Linked DNA regions of Mus musculus: region 2 is linked to region 1. The links are chromatin loops, found by intact Hi-C in ENCODE. Cell type or tissue: heart. All regions are shown on one strand. Links, peaks and the distances in the headings refer to the core of each region. The heading gives the core; the rest is flanking DNA.

The links. Hi-C counts contacts between places; a loop is a spot of excess contacts. Peaks named below come from ENCODE experiments on the same cell type or tissue, not always from the same donor. Only the 100,000 strongest peaks of a DNase experiment are listed, where the experiment ranks them.
Region 2: it touches region 1 in a loop (2.7-fold over the local background); 2 of 42 quality-filtered maps call a loop at or near these places.

Annotation. Positions count from the first base shown.
Region 1 is chr14:74,642,242-74,645,154 of GRCm38, forward strand. It overlaps Htr2a (5-hydroxytryptamine (serotonin) receptor 2A), which reads left to right. Exons shown (of 3, transcript NM_172812.3): 1 at 1-103; 2 at 2,747-2,913. Among named protein-coding and RNA genes, the nearest start is that of Htr2a, 2.8 kb to the left of the region's middle. In heart, for the core only: a CTCF peak has its summit at 1,323 (motif pointing left); a DNase peak (open chromatin) is centred at 1,290; H3K4me3 peaks cover 417 bases; H3K27me3 peaks cover 102 bases.
Region 2 is chr14:74,972,643-74,975,555 of GRCm38, forward strand. Gm4278 (predicted gene 4278) reads left to right here and starts at 2,444. Exons shown (of 3, transcript NR_046078.1): 1 at 2,444-2,506. In heart, for the core only: no CTCF peak of the experiment used is centred there; a DNase peak (open chromatin) is centred at 1,669; H3K27ac peaks cover 992 bases.

The DNA.
Region 1 (2,913 bases), core at 214-2,713:
AAGCTGCAGAATGCCACCAACTATTTCCTGATGTCACTTGCCATAGCTGATATGCTGCTGGGTTTCCTTGTCATGCCCGTGTCCATGTTAACCATCCTGTATGGTGAGTGGTGTTAGCATGTCAGCTGTCCTCACCATAGTCCCAAAGAGCTTGTGCATGCTGTTAGTGGAGGGACTGGGGCTCCAGGAGAGAAATAGACAGGAAACTTTGTTTTAGTCTTAAAATTTTATTTTTCTTGAGAGAAAAAAAAAAGTCAGACAGCCTAGTACCTGGTCATTGGTGAGTTGTGTGTCTTAGAATGGATACATCTTTGTAGAGAAATTATTACCTGTATTCCAATACTCTGTGAGCATAATTTAGCTGTCATTCTGTGCCCATGCGATTTTTTTCCTGCTTTTATTTGCCAGCCTCGGGACAGAACAGTTTTCTGTTTCTCACCGGGTTCTCAGCACTTCTAATGGAGTGGTAAAACCTTCCCAATTACCTTGGAACATTTGCAGAGAGAGCATTAGTGCTGGAGGAGTGGGTTTAATGTTAAAATATTCAGAGTCTCCATTAGAATAAATGAATTACTCTGGTTTTAATTGCCCCCTCCCCCCCCCCAAGCCCAGAGAAGACAATATCTAAGAAAACCTTTGAGTTATTCTTTAAAAAATGCACACACATAAACTCCTGTCTGGTTTTGGAGGGTGGAAAACAAACTGAAAGCTCTCAGTCTTGCTTTCCTTGCTACGGTTTGACAGTGTCAAACTTCCCAGGAAGTCAGCAAACACTGGGATGGCTTTCATGGAGGGGCAGAATGTGAGACTCTTTCAAAGTGTGACTAATACAGCCGGATCCCTCCTAACAATGAGCAAATGAAAGAATATTCGCACTACTGGCACATGCCCTTGGCAGTCACCCGAACTACAGGCAGTTTTCCCTAAAATTCACCTTTACAGGGGAATTTTCTGGCCAAGTCCTAGAGGCTACAATATGAACATGTCCATCCAGCCCCGAAAAGCTTCAAGGAAGAAGGAAGCAAGCCAGGAGTAGCAAGCATCCATTTGCCCCGGCTTGACCATTCAAATGACACACCCAAATAATTCCATTAAATTTGCTTATCATTTCTCAGCCACGGGAGAGATGCTCTCACTTCCTAAAACCCTGGCCAGCCCTCAGAGGCAAACCCTACTATGGGGTGAGCAGGGTGACTCTGCAAGAACCCAAACCACAGCAGGAAGGCAGAGGGACCTGCTGGGCAGCAGGGGTAATCCTGGCCACGTAGGAAGTGCAGCAGGTCCCTGGACTCAGCTCGGGGTACAAGGCTGCCCCCTAGTGACGACTTCTGGGGATGCAGCCTAGAGTCTAGTTGACACTTAGCCAGGCTGGCCCTAGCACACAATTCACAAACCTGTCTTGCACAAATATTCTCTTCTTACCCTTTGGTAAGAAACTTTAAGGGGAGAAGTTTCTTTCCTGAGACTAAAGCTAGAAGATTTGGGATTAGATTTAGGTCCAGCATCCTTTCCTTTTCTGAATACCCCTGGAGGCAGCAAGGTAGAAATAAGACTTGTGCAAAAGGAGGGTCTGCTTAGCCTGAGCTCTAAACTATCCTAAAGAAAGTACTGATCTCTAATCTTCCTTCCTATTCGCAGGCAGATGTAATATTGTTGCTCCTTACATTAGCAGAACAAACCAACAGTCTATCCAAGTGTCTGGTCCTCTCCAAAACACTCAGAAAGGAGCAGGGCACTTCATTTATGTCACCAAGGCATCTCAGGCAGCAGAGAACCTGCCAAGCTTCCTGCCTTGGACTCTGGGGAGTTTTAAAATCCTTTGACATTGGGGCTTCATCTCTAGCCACCCTCCAGAGAGAATGATTTAAATGGGCCCAAAGCTATACTGTTTGATTGTGAGACATCGGAGGGGGGCGAGTGTCACCTTTGCCCTAAGCAGGGGTTGTTCCCTGAGTGCCAATACCAGCCTCAGCAGTATGATTTCTTAAGTTTTTTTTTTTTGTTTTGTTTTTTTTTTTTTTTGGAAAATGCACATTTCCCAGCCTGTTCCAGACTTACGGAAGCAGAATCGCCAGAGGTGGGTCTCCATTTTAAGGAGCCACCTGCGAAAACCAGCTGTCACCTGTAGTTTGAGCACTGCCCTGAGACAAAGCTCCAAGTCCAGATACCCTTGATATTCTTCACCATCCTCAATGTTTCTCACATGCCCCAAATTTAATAAGACACATTAAGGGACTGTGCACCATAAAAAAAGACATTCAAGAGATTTGAAGACGATTCGTCACACAGCCACTAATTGCCTGTCTATGTGAGACTGGACATGTCTAAGAGTGACTAAGATTAGACTAGCTATAGGGACCCTAACCCCAAAGAAAATTATGTGGATAAATAAAGGCTGTATGTGACCGGCAACATCAATTGAAGGGCTCAGAACATAACTTTGGACACATTGCTAAATAAAAGTGGCTTTGACCAGGTAGAGGGTGAGAGAGACTCCATTCCAGAGGAAAAAGCAAATTCCTCCTTCATTAATGCAATTCCACAGGTCAGAAACCTTCAACCCTGCACTCCCCTGCCCGTGCCATCACAGTGCACACTGGCTGTTGGTTTAAATATTGAAAGTCTCTTGTAGTTCCCTTGCCTGTCACCTCTACCTGTCCCCAAGTTGTAAGTCCTGGGGTATAGATTACACGCTGCAGAAAGCACGAAGCTAGCTATTCACTGATGCTAAACTTCTGCCCCACAGGGTACCGGTGGCCTTTGCCCAGCAAGCTCTGTGCCGTCTGGATTTACCTGGATGTGCTCTTCTCCACGGCGTCCATCATGCACCTCTGCGCCATCTCCCTGGACCGCTACGTGGCTATCCAGAACCCCATTCACCATAGCCGCTTCAACTCCAGAACCAAAGCCTTC
Region 2 (2,913 bases), core at 327-2,826, 330 kb after region 1:
TGTCTACAAATGCTAGAAATTAATTCTCTCTCTCCTCTGTTGTATGAAAAAAAAACTACTGGGGAGCTATAACATACACACACATACACACACACACAAGCACACACACACACATCTACTCACCCATGATGGGGACTCTATAATAGGTCAAAGTACAAATACTACCAGCCAGTTTTATTGGGGCTACCTACAGGAACATGCCTCCATTCGGTGAAAAGCTAGAGTCTCCTCTTAAGAGGCCAGAGCTGATGTTTGAAAGTGACTCAGCTCATTGGCTGCTCTTAGAGGAAAGCCGCCTTCCTGTCCTTGTGACGTCAGCAAGGACTGCTATTCTGCCAGGTGACACTGTTGAGACCCAGGAATTTGTTAATGTCTAATGGCTGGTGTTACCCTAACTAATCCTCTCACCTCGTCCAAATCCTATAATCGCACTCTGAAGTAGATTATTTTATTTTGATTTTATTTTCTGAGACAGGCTCTCTCCATGTAGTCCTGACTGTCCTGGAACTAGCTCCATAGACCAGATCGGCCTGGAACTCAGAGATCTGCCTGCCTCTGCCTCCTGTGTGCTGTCATTAAAGGCATGTGCTACCACTGTGGGCTAGTAAATCATTTTATTAATCCCCATTTGATAGATGAGAAAACAGAGGCCAAGAGGTTCTAAGAGGCTTGCAATGAGCTCTAGAGACCCAGATTTGGATTTTGAACCCAAACTCACACGATGCAATACACTTTCCCCCTAACCAGTCCTGATCATGGGAGTGGGATGATATTTTTTTCTTCAAGCTTAGAAAAGCCACTTGCTGTCACTGAGTCTTTCAGCTGGAGACATCTGCTTGACAGCCAGAAGGGTCAACGCTGCACATAACAGAACTTTCCTACAGACTGGGAACTTATGGCAGCCCCTTAATCTCCTTGTCTAAGTCCACACCTGGCCCAGAGGTTAATTCCCTCCCCAATACTCAGAGTGATATTTTCGTAAGAATAGTATACTTTTCCTTTAAGGAAAAAACTGTAAATAAATGATATTAATAGCTCTCTCTATGTTGTTTCTCTTGGACACATTCAGTGAGACTATAGGGTCACTAATAGCTATTTATTTTAAAATATGACTCAGTGTTTTTAATGCCACCAAATTACACTCAAATGATAAAAACAATTGACAAACTTTATATCCTGTATACTTACCATAATAGAAAAAAATTTAAAAAACAAAAACAAAACCATTGTTCTTGGAGCAGCTGGGTAACTCCCACTGAGACTAACAATCAGATTTTGATCCCTGGACCCCTCATGGTGGAAGGAGAGAATGGACTCTTACAAGTTGCCTTCGAACATGTCCCGTGTGTGTATGTGTGTGTGTGTGTGTGTGTGTGTGTGTGTGTGTGTGTGTGTGTGTATGTGTGTGTCCACTAAATAAATAAACAAACGTAAACTGTTTTAATTAAAATAGAAAACATGATTCTCCCCTTGGGATGGATGGAGGTGAGGGCTTGCCGGTTGGCTGCGCGGTGTGTGTTTTGGAGAGCACACGTTAGTGTGCTGCCAGGGTGCCTTATCAGCTGGAGGAAACAGGCGTTGACATTTGCAGGAAGAAATCATGGACTGGGGGGTCAGACCAGCTCCTTGCATTCAACACGAATGACTTTTTTTCAGTTACCAGAGGAAATCCAGCAACTTGGTGACTTCTGAAATGTTGTGCATAGGAAGGAAAAGCCAAGAGGCTTTGTTGGCCCAAGCCGGAAACTGGACCCACTGAGCTTCCGTAGGACAATGAGTTAGGAGAAGGCCTTTCCCCTCCTAAGCAGGAGAAGCCCTAGCTCAGCAGTTTGGAGTCCCTGACTCTGCCTCAGATGAACACAAAGGCTTCCATTCTGAGGCAAACACCCTGTGTTTCCCTCTACTCATTGTTTCCTAGGTTCCTTCACGGGGCTTTCAGTGGCTCTGAGGTGAGGCCATGGGGGTGGAAAAAATCTCATCCATTTTGACGTCAGTGCTCACTAAAAGGCCTCAGAAAAGGTTGGAGGAACTGACTTGGAAAAGCCAACGGCCTCTCAAAGAAGCTTCTAAGCCCAATGCAACATTTTCCAGTCTTTGACTTGTTGGGTAAAATAGAAGTTTGGGATCAGCCCTTCTGTGTGGTGTCCAGAGATAAAATAGGCAGGGAAGGGGACAGGTGTGTGTGTGTGGGGGGGGGTAGGGGGTAATTATTGTTTGATGTTGGCTGAGCCAGACTTGACTTGGTGGTCAGAGTATCCAGAAGACAAGGCCAGCACTTCCGGTTCCCCAGTTTCTCCCTGGAGAGGACAGCCATTTACATAAAGAGGGTGGGAACACTCCCATTTACATAAAGAGGGTGGGAGCACCCCCATTTACATAAAGAGGGTGGGAGCACTCCCTCCAGTAGGGACTTAGGAGCTGTTAATCCTTCACTAACCAAGCCAGATCCATTTCCCAGCTTCTTCTCCCAGCTTGTACTCTGAGTCCTTGTCCCACAGACTTCAAGGTAGGGTGTCCTTGCTTTCTCTCTGACAGTTAGATTAGACCAACTTTCGTCATGAGAGGAGTGGGGTGTTTTCTCTGTGGTGTTTCTCCCGATCTCCTTCCTTCCTGTGTCATCAGTGTGGTTCTGGAAATGGCTGAGAATTACCTTCAACACGACATTGTCTCTTGACACCCACAAGTGTTATTTGATTCCTCCACGATCCCAGGAACAGGGAAGGGAAATGGTTTCTGCTGCCTTCCAGCGTCTTCTCTATTTTTAGAGTTCTTAACCTTGTGCCCACGGTCCTACCCTGAAGTTCTCTTGTTCTTCTCGTGACTGGCCTCCTGCAGCCCTCAGGGGCTTGCTATCACAGCATACTTCCCAGTTCCGAGGATCTCTTGCTTGTATGGGCCAAAGTTTCAGATACC